Linked DNA regions of Mus musculus: region 2 is linked to region 1. A link is a loop called in an ENCODE intact Hi-C map of the cell type or tissue named here. Cell type or tissue: heart. All regions are shown on one strand. Each heading gives the region's core, and the rest is flanking DNA. Links, peaks and the distances in the headings are about the cores only. Region 1 overlaps Slc25a26 (solute carrier family 25 (mitochondrial carrier, phosphate carrier), member 26). Region 2 has its middle 23 kb from the start of 4930511E03Rik.

Evidence for each region. Peaks named below come from ENCODE experiments on the same cell type or tissue, not always from the same donor. Only the 100,000 strongest peaks of a DNase experiment are listed, where the experiment ranks them.
Region 2: it touches region 1 in a loop (6-fold over the local background); 3 of 42 quality-filtered maps call a loop at or near these places.

What each region holds. Positions count from the first base shown.
Region 1 is chr6:94,593,729-94,602,067 of GRCm38, forward strand. Slc25a26 (solute carrier family 25 (mitochondrial carrier, phosphate carrier), member 26) reads left to right here. Exons shown (of 10, transcript NM_026255.5): 8 at 4,652-4,716; 9 at 5,451-5,524. Among named protein-coding and RNA genes, the nearest start is that of Mir7041, 8.5 kb to the right of the region's middle. In heart, for the core only: CTCF peaks have their summits at 3,590 (motif pointing right) and 7,490; DNase peaks (open chromatin) are centred at 2,513 and 7,623; H3K27ac peaks cover 3,388 bases.
Region 2 is chr6:94,963,152-94,971,490 of GRCm38, forward strand. No RefSeq gene overlaps it. Among named protein-coding and RNA genes, the nearest start is that of 4930511E03Rik, 23 kb to the left of the region's middle. In heart, for the core only: a CTCF peak has its summit at 4,110 (motif pointing left); no DNase peak of the experiment used is centred there.

The DNA.
Region 1 (8,339 bases), core at 297-8,296:
CCACCCCATAAAACTGTTTTTGTTGCTACTTTATAACTGTAATTTTTCTACTGTTATGGATATAAAGTGGATATCTGTGGTTTTCTGATGGTCTTAGGTGACCCCTGAGAAGGGTCATTCGACCCTCACATTGAAAACCACTGCTCTAAAACTTGTCCATCTTCAAGTAAGGGATAAGCATGTTCCGATAGAGACCCCACACCATGAGAGCAGAGATTCACATGCAGATACATTGATACTATGTGTTTGGGAAATGGCTTTCAATACAGTCCCCTTTGCATGACACATTTGTCAAAGGGGACAGTTTCTGTCACACTACCTCTGTAGTGAGAACCTACCATCAGAAGGTGGTAGTTCACTAAGGCTGCCGTGAGGCTGGGCTGGGATAGTGTCTGGAACCTAGGCTGGGCTTTCTGTCTGACAAGTGGCTGAGTCTCTGGTTTGGCCCCAGTTCCTGGAGAAGATGTTGGGCTCTCTGAGCACCAGTTCTCTGATCCGTAGCATAGCAATACTCACTCCTCCCTGAAGGGATGCAGTGCTATAATGTGTGTTGGCCCTTGGTGATCTGTAAGGCTGACCAGCAGTAAGGACTCCTCACTCTCCCAGCAAGAAAAAGCAGCACTCCCTTCCCCCACATGGCAAGCTGCTCTCTCTTGAATGGCACTGGAAGATGTCAGGATCTGAAGTCACTGTGCAGTGTGCTTTCCTATTAAAGGCTGTAAACGTTCTCCCCGGCCACCTCACTGTTTTCAGATGAGATTCTGCCAAAGAGAAGCATTTAGGACCTGCGTGGGAAATGTTAACAGATCTTTATACATTAAAAAACAAATATGTTTTTGTTTATTGGGGGGGGGTTACTTGGTATAAATGTTAGTCTAGAGAAACAAGATGAGTATTTTGAAAACATTGCTGCAGGATAAACGTAATTTGAAAATAGTCCAAATTGAGTAAATTGGAGTTCTGCAAGAGCGGACAGATTGCAGCCCTGTCTTGTACGGCCGGGGAGATGAAGAACGGCCTGCTATCCACAGTCCTGTCCAGACACCCACACACTGCCTATGGACTCCCTTCTCCTCAGGATCAAACTCGCCCGCCATCAGATCAGATTTCTTCTGCATTTGTGTTTTCCAAGTTTACCCTGGCGTGCGTGGCCATCGCCAAGAACCGTGCTCTGCCATCCTCGGCCTGCTCCTTGCTCCTGCTTGTTTCATAAACGACTTGGCACAAATACCCAAACTGTCTCTTGAGATTGGAGGTGTTGATGGCTTGTCATGCTTAGACATTCCCCTGGCTTTTGGTCAGGGTTAAAGTAAGGAAAAAGAAAGACCTTGCCAGCTCCTCACTCCAGGCCCTGACTCTTAAAACAGTGATGTTGAGTATTGATATGGTATACTTCCTCCCATTATGGCATTCCAGTATCTTTTGATCAGTTTCTTACAGTAGAAACTTCTTACATTCTCTTAAGAGAGAAGAAATGAGGGAGAGGCAGCTCTCTCATCCTAGCGTGGTAGCACGGAATGCAGGATTCAGTGTGTGACAGAGGTGAGAGCTTGGCACAGGCTGGGTCACACAGCCACACTGTGGAGCCGTGCTTGCAGACTAAGTGTGAGGGGTGCAGGAAGGAGGTCTTGCTCCTGAAAGCATCAGCTACGAGGATCCAGGAGCAGAGAGAAGCCAGGCTGCCGGGGCTGAGCTTGGGCCTCCACCTCACTGCCCTCCTGTACATTCCTAGCTTCTGCTCTGAGGTGATAGCCCCAGGCTGTCAGAAAGAAAGGAGTTCCTTTGCCTGTCAGAGGGCATTTGTTCCCCAAGGCAGAAAGTAGTTTTTCTGTGAAAATCAGATCAGTGGATATGGCCCAGCTTAACATTCAGTAAACACCCCAGGAGCTAGGTTCACTTGAGAACAGTCTGTGTTTGCTGTGCCTAATGGTTGTTTCCTATCTGGTGTGCTAGTGTGTTCCTTACATTTATCCTCTAATAATACTACTTTTTAATCTAAATGTTAAAGATACAAAACTGTGCCCTGTGTGAGTTAAAGTAGCCCAGCGTTTGAGGGCCTTTAAATTGATTTATTAATGCCTTCCATAAAGTACAGATCTCAGTGTGGTAGTAAAATCAGGGCCTATCAAAGCTAAAAAATGTTTTGAGTTCATCTTTCTTCCACACTACTTTCACGGAGCCCACATCTCTGGAGAATATCCAGGTGTCCACAGGGAAGGATGGTTAACCTGTCTGTGGCCAGGGCAGGTTCGGCTTGAGTTAACCAAATTTATTAAATGTTCTCTGTCAGCTTTATGAGTTGATTTAGGGCAGCTTGTGAATATTTTTACATAAAAGAATAAAGTTTAATGCTCAGACTTATTTTAGTGTGTTGTTGTACCAGAGTCCTTGGGTGTGGCGAGATCATTTTAGGGGCTAGCATATTTGCAGCCTTGTTCCCAGCTCCATACGGCTGCTGTGTGGCAGCAGTAGACACCAGCGATGGTGCTGGCATCAATCTGGAGAGCCTGGCAAGTAAGCGAGGGTGGCACTAGTGCCAGCCCTTCCCTGCGTCTTACAGGGTCACCTTACATGCTTAGTTTGTAAAAACTGTAGACTTGTCTGGAGATATAACTACGCATATTGAGTGCCTACTATGTGCACTAGATTAGAGATGGGAAGAAAAATCACCCATTCTCTCTACCCATGTCTTAGCTTGCGTCCTGTTGCTGTGATAAACACCAAAACTAAACGTGGGAAGAAGGGGTTTAGTTCAGCTTGTATCTTTTTCTGAAGTCAGGAATGGAACTCAAAGCAGGGAAGGAAGCAGAGTCCGTGGAGGGACACTGTATAGGCTTGCCCGACATGCCTTGCTCAGCCCGCCCTTTCCTACAACCTAGGACCACCTGGCAAGGGGTGGCACTGCCCACAGTAGGCTGGGCCCTCACACACGAATCAGACTTGCTTACAGGCCACTCCTCAAGTAATGTTCCAGATGACTCCAGCTTGTATCAAGTTATCAAAGAGCTAATGAGCACAGTGCCCGCCGAGACTGGAGGTCCTACCTATTAGCACTGCTGTGGGTTACTCCTCTTCTAGACACTGTAGGGACTCTTTAGTGACGAGAATCTGCCCCACGGTTGCCTGCACTTTACAGGTGAGCCTTTGAGGCATCAGGGACCAGGGCCAAAGCTGGACCTCTGAGCGGACCTCAGTTTTTGACTGTTGTAAGATCTGTCTGTGTAGTGTGTGGTGGGTGGGGGTGAAGGCACGTGTGTGCCATGGAAGCTTGGGGAGTCAGGGCAGGTGAGGGTTAGCTTCCTTCTTCCTCCACGTAGCTTCATGGCAAATGCTCTGAACTTGCAAGCCATCTCGGTGGCTCACAAACTGTCTAAAAGGACAAAAAGTAAGAGGTTCTAGACAAAGGGGGCACTGACAGGCCTAAGATGTGGGCCAATTGTGGGTAACTGAAAATAGAACATAAACAAGGAGTGGGCAGGCCTGGCCTTCCCACAACTGTCAGAACAGATGTCACCGCAGCCAGGGTCACTGTAACAACTTCATTTCAGCCCCGTATTTAGAAAGATATTTGTCAGAGGTCAAATGCCCTTTTTGCTCACACACCACAGCAGGGGGCGCCTGGAGCTATTTCTAGAGCCTCTGTGCAAACCCCCCCCCCCCAAACAGCTGCTCATCGGCAGCTCCTAGGAGCTGAACCTCCTGAAAGCCCTTTAGGGTGTGTGTGTGGGGGGGGGGGGTGTTATTTCTCCATTCTTCTGGCCTTTCAGGGTTTCAACTGCATTGTTGTACCAAATGAAGAAAATATTGACATCAAGCTTGGTATGGTGGTGTCACATGCCTTTAATCCCAGGTGGGTGGGGGTGAAAGCTAGTTCTGTGGGTTCGAGACCAGCCTGATCTACATAGCAATTTTCAGGCTAGCTCCAAGTACATAGTCTGAAGGCCTTGTCTTAAGCAAACAAAATCATGTCAGACCACAAACTGTAGTTTACATTAGCAATAAGAGTTTTGGATTCTGTGTCCACAGATATGAACACTGTTAAAAATCTATGGACAGTTTGACATCACAGAAATTAGATGAGGAAAACCTAGTGAGAGTGCGGAGGCCAAATGCACGCCAGGGCAAGGGGTGATGCAGAGGCTATACGGAAATAAAGAAAACATAGTCTTGTATCATGAAGAGCTTGGCTGGTTATACAGAAGCCCCTGTGACACACAGGACGGAGCCTGCCCATCTGTCTCATCAGAACAGGAGCACCAAAGCGTCCTGGTGCTTTAAGACAGGTAGCCTGCAGGAAGGTGCGATTCCCCAAAGCCCTGGGAGCCATGTGCTTCTCTCCCCGAAAATCCACATCTGGCCATTGACATGTGTCATGTACACATTTGGATTAGTGTACCAGGCGGTGGGAGAGCAAGGTGAGTCGCAGGGCCTCACTCCTCAGCCTGAGTACCCTTCACCTTCTTTCTCCAGTACGGCAAAAGATGTGAAATAGGGAGATGAACTTGTTCACGTGTATCCTGCTCTCAACGCCGTCATGTAGACACGATGGCAAGTTATTCTGACAGTTATGTGTACTCGGCGCAGTTATGTGTAGACGTGTAGGTTACTGTCGAGTCTGGACATGTCACTGACTGCTGGGTCTTACACACAGGTGGCTTTGCAGCTGCAGTGACTACACCTCTGGACGTGGCTAAGACAAGGATCATGCTGGCAAAGGTGGGTATCAGATAATGCAGGTTCTATGCCGTGTCTGTTAGCGGAGGGTATGGGGGTGGAAGCATCGGAGAACCTGCCGGACCATTAATAACCCTGACTTTGGAAGAGCGGCTCTGTCATCGCCACCGCATGTTGGCAGCTGTCACTGTGATGGATCTGTGTGTAGCACGCTTCCATTTCTCCAGCACTCTCCCAGCTGTGCCGTGGGAGCGGCACATCTGAGGGCCCCTGCTTGCTCTTGCTGTTTTCAGATCTAAGCCTTGAGAGAGGCTGACAGGCTTCATGTTCTGAGGCAGCTGATCTGCAGAGTCAGAACTCAGGCCATGGGTCGCGGTGACCACTGAAGACAGTTGTCCATGTTGTTAAAAGGAAAACCAAACAACAAAACAAGCTCTGAGCTGAGCTTTAAGGAATTCCAGTAACATCCCTGGACCGAGTATACTCTCAGAGTACAGAGGACCAACCCTGATGACGGGGTCATTTTAAAGATAGACCCATGCAAACGTAGAAGTGCCACCCCCATCGGGCTTCCTGTTGAATAGTTACCATTAGTTTCTAGGTGAGCTATGAGAAGCTGCCCCCCCCCCGCCCCCATCCCCAAGTATTTGTCTGTATGTCTAAATGTAGGCAAGATTTCCAAGCTAACCCCAGGGCAAGCCTTGGATGAAGGTGAGGGGAGTCTGCTCAGAGAACCAGAAGGTAACGGCCCTCTCTCCCTTCCTTATCTTCCCTAGGCGGGTTCCAGCACTGCTGTGGGGAACGTGCTCTCTGCCATGCACGGGGTGTGGCGCTCACAGGGACTAGCCGGGTAAGGACAAAGCGAGCCCTCGGCTGCCTTGCCTCTTCTTCATTGGCTCTTTCTCAGGTCCCTATGCTTGCTGTGGATGAACACTTCGCCTTTGCCTTTTCTTAGGTTGCATATGTAAGATGGCACACTCGGCGACATACCATTCTAGCCACATGGTTCTCGGTCTTGTCCTTGACACTGGATGACATGCAAATGTGTGTCGTATTTTGGCTGCAGCATTGGTACAAATAAGCTCCCACCTACGCAGTGCAGACTGCCAGTGAATTAGAAGAAAGCATTTGGGGCTTGAGTAGGAACCACTGGCAGCCGTGCCTTATGATGGGCCTGCGCTCTGCACCATGGGCGTTGTTAGTGGGTAATTTTGTCACTTAAAACATCATGTGGTGGCGCACGCCTTTAATCCCAGCACTCGGGAGGCAGAGGCAGGCGGATTTCTGAGTTCGAGGCCAGCCTGGTCTACAAAGTGAGTTCCAGGACAGCCAGGGCTACACAGAGAAACCATGTCTCAAAAACCAAAAAAAAAAAAAAAAAAAAACATCATGTGCTTACACAAATGTAGATGGTGTCACCTACAGACCTGTGGAATCGGGCTCCTGGCTGCAAGTGCAGCAGGTGATACCCAGAAGATCATGGACAGTTGGAAGAGCAGTAGATATTAGTGTGTCTGGAGATACAGAAATGGAGAGATCGTGGGTTTCAGATGCACCATCATCTTATATGCAGTCTGTTTTTCTCTAAAGCGTTACCCAGCTCATCACTGCGCTGTCTGCTCCACAGTGCTCAGCCTTGGGTGGCCATTACTGTTTGGTTGCTAAGTACCTCACATTTTTTTGCATGTGGTATGCAGATGGGTGTGTGTGCCCACTAGTGTAGCCATAGAGGATAGAGGATAGAGTTTTCAGTTGGATGTCTTCCTCAGTCACACTTGAAACAGTCTCTTACTGAACCCGGAGCTCACCATTTTGACTATAGTAGGACCCGAGGACCGACCTGTTCCCTTCCCCGTCGCTGGGTTGCAAGTGAGGACCACTGCACCTGGCTTTCTGTGGTGCTGAGGATCTGAGCTTGGGTTAAGCTTGCCCTGCAAGCATGCTAATGAAGCATCTCTCCAGCCCCACATGCCTCCAAATGTCTTGCTTTAAGTCCTAAAAAGCCGTCCCTGCACACTGGTTCACCATACGGTGGTGCTGGAGCTGTGTCTATGCTGAGTTGTTAGAAAAGCGGAAGGGTTTTCTCTACGGAACGGTCTGGACATGCTGTGTGGACGTGCCTCCACCTGGAGCTGGGATGGCTGGCATTGGGAGCAGCAGCACTGTGCCCTCCTGGCCTCTTTACCTGGCATAGCCGCCCCGCTCACCCCCATGCCAGGGTACATCACTGATCACTATTTTTGTGTAACTTTGGCATTTTAAATTTCAGCTGATGGTCCGGGAAACATGGTGATGCTTTTGCCAGAGAGCAAACTCCATGTCTGTTTGAGTTTTCCAGCTGGATGCTTCAAAGTGGTGGCTGGGTGCTTTCACTCAATGTCTGCTCTGATGGTCGGAGGTGCAGATTGGATCTAACAGACAGGACTTACTGACTCTAGATGTGTCAGACATAGGAAAGGCATGGTGCTAGCTTCCGGAGTGAGTCTGCTGTTCATGGCTGACCCCGCGTGAGGAATAAGAACATATTAGTTGTTAATTTGGGTACGAATTTGACACTGAACAAAGATGGAATGAGGAGGGACATGGGTTGTGTGCCCCATATGCATTATTTGAGAAGCCTCTTAGGAAAGCAGTGGCTGCGCTCACGAGGCAGCAGCTGGTGACAGTGACTTTTGACATCCTGAAGGCCAGCTGCCAGATTGTGTGGTGACTTAGCTGGGCCCCTGACTATACTGTTGTGGGGCTGCAGCCCATTTGCCAGTGTCGAGAAAGTGGTGACAAGAAAGGACACACTGGATGAGGCAGTGCCCCGCTGTGGCCACCGCATGCTGCTGGGTAGATGATGCAAGAGCGGCCTTCCCTGTCCAGGTCATGGCACACACTTGACTATAACTAAGCAGTGCCAGAGGAAAGACAGCAAAACAGGCCAAGGGTGTGTGTTTGTTCTGACCCAGCCTTGGTGCTGAAAGGTAGCTTGGATTTTTGGCTCGTCTTCTGAGTCTCCAGTCTTGGACTCTGGTCACCTTGTCCAGGGCAGCACTGAACAGCATGTTCCCAGCAGCAGTGGCCACCCCTGAGCATACAGCAACTCCAGCCCCTCTAGTGAGCAAGTGATTGGACCAAGAGACAAATGAAAACTACTGGTCCCTTTCTGGGCAGGTGGCTCAGCCTACTTCCTCTGTGGCAGTGCCAGATAGAGCCACCACTGTCTGTGCCCCCTGCCCTGCACACACACTAAGCCTATCAAGTCTACATAACTCCCAGCAGCCCCTCCCACCAAGGAACCTGATGCTATCTCAGAGGAGATGGTAGGGAGCCACGCTGGAGGGCAGACTGGGGTTAGCCCAGAAGCTGCAGGGCAGAGGGGAGGTCCACTTGTCCTGGATTGCCCCTGGCTGATCCCCTGAACGTTTTCCCTTGAATATGCCCTTTATGTACTCGCTGCTGCTGGGAGCTCCTGCTTATCCTGTCACCTGTTGTCCCTGGAACACAACCTGCCCTACTCACAAGTCTGCCTGTAAGCAGAGGTGGAACCCCTCCCCCCTACAAAACCTCCACTTTAAGGAGGCTGCAGTCTGTTGGTCATCTGTGACGCTGTAACTGCTCCCATCTGTCTCTGGCCTCTGCTGAGCTGGGTAGTGGCAAAGCTGAGGGAGACTGACCTC
Region 2 (8,339 bases), core at 221-8,220, 370 kb after region 1:
AGGCTCAACTCAAATTTCTGAGTGGCATTCCATTCCAGACATACACCTGGATTCACCAACAGAGTAGACCTGTGCAGGCATTGGGCGTATCTTTTGAGAATTATTCTTCAAATACTGGAAATGTCAGAGTTTATGCAGCTCCGACTCTGACATGAAAAATGAGATTTAGTGTATGTGCTTTAGATTAAATAAGAAAACAAACAAAACCAAACACCCTCATCACGCCTTCTGCCCAACGGTCCCTTATCAGAATATGCACACCCTACTCTTGCCTTTTCTTCTCTGCTTGACTTTAGACTGTTTCTAGGTCTCCAAGTCTGTAATCAACACAACAAAGAACAACCTTCCTGCCTACAAACAGGGGTCCTTCTGTGGTTCTAATATTGAGGATCTTCTGGCTGTGTCTTGCTGGCTTAGGAAAGTACTCAAGTGAACAGTGGGTATTTTGACTTTGAGCTAATAATGTGTTCTGAGATTGTCCCCATCTCGAGTCTCCCACACTCCTAGGCTTGGATCATCACCCGAGTGACTGATTCTGGTCAACTGGTTCACAAGCTGCCATTATCATTTCTATGGCAGCAGTGAAGTTGCTATTAGTGCTCCTTAATTGCCTTCCTCTGCTTGCAGTGGTGACTTCAAAAGCCACAGCTTCTATATATGGGGGAGATGACCCTTCACAAATATGAGAGAGAAATAAATGTTTATTGGCATATCATTTTGATTTTGGAAGTTTGTCTGGAGTGACTTCTAATATAAATGATTCAATTTTTATCATTTTGAGTTGTATACTTCAAGACAAGTCTCTTGCTTTATCAAATGTGAAAACATGCCCCATCCTGTGCCAAGAAATATGCTGCATCCCAAGTTTCTTTAAACATCCACAGAGACGGTGGCTAATGTCCATTCTGTCCTCACAATATCCCCGTATTGTCTTCAGTTTCTAGGGGAGGAAACAGAGACACAGAAAAGTTAAGAAATTTGCCTGGAGTCGCACAGAAAGGACCAAGCAACGTTACCAGGTTTAGCAGACTACAGCAAACAGGACATATTTAAAGCAAAGAAATTATACATTGTTCCTCTAAGTTCTAATTTAACTGGGTTTCCTATGTCTTATCTGCCAAATCTGTTAGGAGGGTACCCCAGAATTTGAAACCCAACAATCTGACCACAAGCTTCTTGACTCACTTCATTTTTCTTTTTCATTATACATGAAAGCAGACTCATGCAAACAGAGAAATCACAGTGACATCTGGCCAGTGCCCTGGAGCCACAGCTTCAGGCATGTAATGGGGACTGTAGGGAACAGTGACAAGATGAAGACTATATGCACCATATAAACAGCAGTCTTTATTGAGCTGTTACAGACTGCTGCCCTGTGGAAATCTAGTTATTTTTCTAAAATAATGGTCCTCAACCTGTGGGTCACAACCCCTTTGGGGTTACACGTTAGATATTTCGTTATGAATCCAGCAGTAGTAAAATTACAGTTATGAAGTAGCAATAAAATAATTTTAGGGTTGGTGGTCACCACAACCCAAGGAACTGTATTAAAGGGTTACAGCATTAGGAAGGTTGAGAAACCACTGTTCTAAAAGAAGTCACAAACTCAAATTTTCACAGGAAATTTTCCCATTTTAGGATTCTGGTAACTTCATCAAAAACCATAACCTGCCTGGATCCAAATAATTGTTAGCTCTAGTCTTGACTCAACCTTTATAGTGACTAGGGTACCAACTCTTGCTTTCACAAAGAGATGTCTCCCAAGCCATTGTTCTGTTGGTCTTCAGGTCCTGGGAGACTTCTACTTCTACACTGCTTTCTTCCTATGGAGGAGACATTCTAAGGACTGAAATGTGTAATTTACATAATTCTGGCTAAGGGCTAACAATAGAGCCTCTGCTAGGACGGCACATTGTACCAAGGGCATGTGGTAATGCCCATCTCCCTGTTTCATGAAGGACACAGAAGGGCAACTGTAGGAGAACTGGGAAGAGATCAACCTGGCATGATGGATATGTGAACAGGGTCAGCTGGGAAAAGATGCACAGGGAAGATTTCAATAAAGTCAAAGATGGAGAGGTGCCTAGAACAGAGACTAACTTGAAATCTAAGAAATGGATGCATACCTATTGATCAAGTAGAGCTTATTTTCTGAAGTTTAATATAAAGACCAAGAACTTGGTTCAACAGCCTTGAGTAGGAAGCCATTCTTTGTACTGTCCTCTCCCCATTTAATTGCATCCGTTTCTACTGATGCTGTTTTAAAGCACCATGCTCCCATGACAGTGGTCATGATCATCCTTTCATGCCTGACCTACTTCAATAGAATCTCCATCTCCATCCTCCCTTCAAATCACCCAGTTCAGCTTCAGTACAGAAGCCTGATATTAACATCATGCATTCCTAGCTTAAAGTTCCTTGATGGAATCCTATCCATCCTGCTTTTTAAAAAACAGGGTCTTGTATAGTCCAGATTGACCTCAGACATGCTATATAACCAAAGATGACACTGAGCTCCTGAGTCCTTTCTTTCTACCTCCCAGTGCCAGGACTACAGGTGTGCACTACCATACCAGGCATCCCACCTTAGTTTGAATTAAAACACAAAACCTCAGCTAAGTGTGTTGATAATCGACAGCAGGATCCAATCAATTTCTGGTCTGACTGGTGCTAGTCCTGGACCCGTTACCACTCTCATAACCGTGCTCTTCTCCTAAACAATATGGACCTCTTTCCTACCAAAAGTCTTTCCACTTCCTCTTCCTCCACTTGCCTGGTTGGTTGTCTTTTAATGATTAAAACTCCCAGCCCTGTTCCCTATACCAGAACACCATCTGCTCTCTCATGGAAATCTCACAATAACCTCTCATTATGTTTGTGAACAAGTAATGAATTATTGGATTCACTGTACCACGCCTTGTTCCTGCTGCTTGTGCTCAATGGTATAAATCGCAGTACCTGGCACATCTCAATGGTATACACTCAACAAAACACTGGCACAACATCTTCTCAATGGTATACACTCAACAAAACAGCTGATGGATGGAGGGTTTGAGTTTAGGAAAGTACCTTGGATGCGGTGTAGTACAGTCCTCTACTCCATGTAAAATTCCCAGCAATGTAAGTGGACTTGTAAAGTGTTGTTTGTCCCTTGACTCCATCAGTGTAAGGCAGCCCTATTTCATTTATCTCTCTATTTCTCTCTCTTGTAATAAAATACTATTCACATTCTGCCAGTGTTAGGCTCTGTACACTATTGCAAATCTCTACCATGGTGAGAATTTATCCACTTTTATAATTTTCCAAGTTTGCCTAATTATCTAATGCCACTTTTATACTGAAAACATTTCATAAAGTTATTTTGAATTAGACACACTGACTTTTCTTCAAGACATGGGGATGTGGAAAAGTGTTTTTTAAATATGTCTGAGAGATGTTTTTAAAATGCTACAAAATAAGATTGGATCTAAAACTCAAGGGTGATATGTGATTTGAAGCATTTAAGCTAGTATATTTAAATTCATTTTACCAATGGAGTGTGTGTGTGTGTGTGTGTGTGTGTGTGTGTGTATGTATCTGCTTGTATGTGTGTGTCTCTGTGTGTGCATCTGTTTGTGTGTGTTTCTCTGTGTATGTATGCATATGTCTTTCTGTATCTGTCTCTGTGTGCACGTGTATCTGTGTGGCTATGTTCTTATGCTTATGGAAGACAGAGGTTGATGTCTGGTGTCTGCCTAAATGGCTTTCCATCTAATCTCTTGAAACAAGGTCTCCCATTGAACCCAGTGCTTGCTAGCCTGCCTGGCCAGTGTGCTCCCAAGAGTCTCCTGCTTTTGCTGTCCCAGAACCAAAGTCACAGATACATGCAAACACATGCAGCCATTTTCTTACTTGTTGCTGGGGGTTGAGCCCAGGTCTTTCTTATCCAGTAGGCACAAGGCCAGCATCTGAAATGCTAGTATGGGAATCTTGCAGCCCACTTTGAGGTGCTGAAAAGCCGAGGCAACCTCTGAGTATGTGAAAAAAAAAATGTGTTGCTAAAGGGTAATTGTAGCTATTTGAACTTCACAGCGTCTTCCACTAGGGACATATTAATTCTGTCTAAACACACTAGTGCCACCTATTGGAAAAATCTCTGTTTAGACAGAAACAAAGTTGTAGGGTTAGAGTCTGCAATACTAGAAAATGCCTCTCGAGATGGCAATTTCCTCTGCTAAAGAAAAATAAGATTAAACCAGCTTGCTAAAGAATGTTTAGATGATGTCTAGATATTTTGATGTGGAAAGAGAGGTTTTCATCTTTAAAAAAAACTTGTTAGCAAAGAAAACATTAACTAATAATGAATCAGCAGACTAACAAATACCATAGTTCAGGAAAAGGCTTTTTGCTTGTATAATTAGTCCTGATGGGGCTTGGGTTCCTGGAGTGTGAGCCCAGAGGATTTTCTCATGGGCGAGAGAATTTTCTCACTCAGTCCTGCTGTAGAAGACCTGGAGCCCTGGAGAAACAGAAAGGAAGCAGGAGAATTTACTTACCTTATTACAAAGGGAAAGCTGCCTTTCCTTCTGGCCTTCTTTCATCAATAAATATTGTTTGATCACAAAGTATAAAATGCCTATCCCTGCCGTCTTTCAACCTCTGCTGGAAATACTTTTAACACAGTGGTTTGTGGGGAAATGATACAAAGAACATAACAAAGAGTATGACCATACATAAAAATGGCCTAGGGTGGCATAGTAACAGAGAGGAGAAGGAGGAGAGTGCAGAAATGAAGAAATAAAAATTCTAGAAAATGGCATTGACATTGTCCTGAAAGGTTTTAAAAAATAAAACCCAAATTGCTCATGGAAATTACATTTAAGGAAAGGGAAGTTGAGAGAGAGAGAAAGTTTGATTTTCCAATTAATATCTTTGTACTTCATTTTTATTACATAGAGGAAGGGAAAGGGCATCACATGTAAAAAGTACAGGCTGGGGCTGGGCGTGGTTGTTCGTGGCCCAGGGCTTACCTGACACACACTAGGTCCTGGACGCACCACTTAGCACTGGAAATAGTGCTTATATTTCTGAATGTACTAAAAATTAGTACTTACTTGAAGGTGACTGTGTACTTATTTGATAAACGTCCATTGGACATCTGAGACAATTGCATTTGCTTGACTGGATTCAAACGTGGCAAAGCAAAACCAATCCAAGTTGTATGGAATACAGAGCAAGACAGCGATTAGAGGGGCCAGGGCTGAGAAGGAGCCACGGAGAATCTGGAGACTTCTGGAAATGCTGCCAATGCTTTTACTGAACTGAGCTGGTACCTGTAACAGAGTGGTGTTCAGTGGTGTTCAGAAGTCACCAAGCTGTGGATTCTGAGCTGGACTCTTTCTTCCAGATGTGTGTAAGTAGATACAAATTCTAAAAATGACACTGAGATGACTTCTTGGCTAGAGAGACCTATTATTTACTTTCTAGTCCCCTGGATTACACCGCAAGTCTTATGGGGAGAAAACAAAAACAAATAAAGTGCATTCAATTTTGACATTTTCCTCAAATGCCTGTTGGTACACAGCTGTGGTTGATGGAATCCTAAAGCTATATAGCACTAGTGCTGGAAGGTTCTTTGGAAAGTGCTGAAGGAGTACTACAGGAAGCCAGGTCTGGGCGGGAGCTACTGCAGGCCCCAACAGAGGTCAACACCATATGTCCAACACTTCAACAAACAATACAAAAGAGTCCTTGTTCATTAATGGGAAGCAGACCCAACATCCACTTGGAGGCAGGCAAATCTGTTCCCTCCTTGACTGCCAAGCACCCTCGCCATTCCCTGTCTGCTAATTCACCTGTTCAGATTACCTGTCGATCAGTGAACACTGATGGGCTGCTAGATATCCTGGCAGACAAGCTTACAAATGATCGTGCCTGCCACGTGTCCTGTATTTAAAGGAGCCACAGTAAACCTTCACATCTAGTGAGAGGTGTGTTGTATTTCCTATCTGTCGCTGATAATCCTGGGGGACACTGAAATCCCAGGTAGGGTTACAGGCTGTCACGTGCAGCCACACATCCCGCTTCCCCTGGTTCTATTTATTTATTTTTTCGCACTCACACGATTACCGGTTGTGCTAAGTGTGCGGGCCAGAACTTTAATCTTGTTCCCCACTCAAATGGCAGATAAAACTGTGAAAGTAGCTCAGGCTTTCCCCACCACTCTAAGAAAGGAGTGTTAAGCTATGTGCTTTGTTTCTGTAACTTCCCACTAGCTCGGAGAAGCATTCTTACTAATGACAATGAGTGCCCCACTGTTGGCTTAGAGGTCCACTCATTTAAAACCTGGGGCAGGACTTGGGAGACAGCTCAGCAGGTAAGAGCACCTGCAGTGTGTGCAAGCAGGGGAACCTGAGCTCAGACTCCTAGCACCAACATAAGAAGCTGCACTTCTGTGCCCGTTACTCAGCACTGTGTGGGGGAGGGCATGAAGGAAAGCAGAGAGTGATAGGTAGGGCACCCTATGGCCTCTGTGTATACAAATGAACACACACCACATACACACACACACACACACACACACACACAAATGGAAGGATCAAAAAATAAAAAATAAAATAAAAGTAAAAAGAAATATAGGGCTTCATAGACTAATGAATAGCAAGAGAGGGGTCCCAAGAGTGGAGGATGAACAAGGAGAAGTTGATAGAATATGGTGTGTGCTAGGCAGATGCCAACAAGAGCCTGCTGACAGGAACCTGATATAGCTGTCTCCTGCGAGGCTATGCCAGTGCCGGGCAAATATAGAAGTGGATGCTCACAGTCATCTATTGGACGGAGCGCAAGATCCCCAATGAAGAGCCAGAGAAATACCCAGGAAGCTGAAGCCCCATAGGAGAAACATCAGTATGAACTAACCAGTACCCATAGAGCTTCTTAGAACTATACCACCAATCAAAGAAAACATATGGTGGAGCATGTGGCTCTAGCTGTATTCTCTGTAGCAGAGAATGGCCTAGTCGGTCATCAATGGGAGGAGAAGCCCTTGGTCCTGTGAAGGCTCTAGGCCCCAGTATAGAAGAATGCCAGGACCAGGAATGGGAGGAGGAGGGTTGGGGAGCATGGGGAGTGGGGAAGGGGGAGGGATAGGGGATTTTTGGAGGGGAAACTAGGAAACGGGATAACATTTGAAATGTAAATAAAGAAAATATCTAATAAAAAATTTAAAAAAAATTTTTAAAAAGTACATACATAGGGAAAAAAATACGATGTGTGGAAATTCCATGGTGAAACCTGTCATTTTGTATGCTGACCTTGAAACTGAATTAAAAAAAAAAAAAGATAGTCTAGTTCCTGGCATAGTTTTGGGTAGAAAACTTGTGGCAGTGATCATTACTTCAGTCATAGAAGGAATGACATCTGCGATAATGATGGTGATTACACTAGCCGTCAGTACTGCTTGCCCAGTGTTCTGGGTGCTGACTTCTGCTGTGGTCACACTAGACTGATAAATGTCAAACACATGTCACTCACAAGGAGAGGAAAGAGCCCTGAGTCTTTGATAGCTTGCCCAACATCACATAAGCTGTGTGATGTATGTGTGTATGTGCACATGCACACGTGTGTGTGTGTACATGTGCAAGATAGGATACATTTAATATATATATTAAATATATGTAATATATTATATATTATGTTAAATATATATGTGTGTGTTATATGTGTATGTATAATATATATTATGTATAGTAATATATAACATATGTATATATAATGTATGTGTGTATGCTAATGCAGAGGTGGGGTATTACTCAATCTTTCTCCTCTTATATTTATGATTTATGATTTATTTATTAATTTATTTATTATTTATTTATTTATTTATTTATTTATTTTACTCTGACACCTGCTTTCATCCTCCAAACACTGTACTGAGGATGTGTTGCTAAGATCTTTGAAGGATCTGTGCATAAAATCTTTGGGGCTAACAATTGACTTATGTGATGTGCATTAATGGGAGACACAGGATCTGACCACTTCTTGGTCAAGCCCGGGAGATTAACAGTTTAGGAGGCAAAGTAGATCTTTTGACAGGTAAGTCATCTCCGATTCTCATGGGCAGGAAGAGCCTGACGTTTTGACAGCAGATGGTCTTAGTAGTGAGTATTCTTGCAGACTCGAAGTATACTGGCTCAGACTGGAACAGTTAACTTGGGTCTTGTCAAAGCTGCTCAGAAGCCATGTGGAGAAGGAATTCCTTCTTTTGTTGGTGATGGTGGTAACAGCTCATCGTATTTGCTTAAATACCCTTCTAAAAGCACAGTCCCCATCCAAAGTGTGTCTTCTCCAAGAGATTAGAT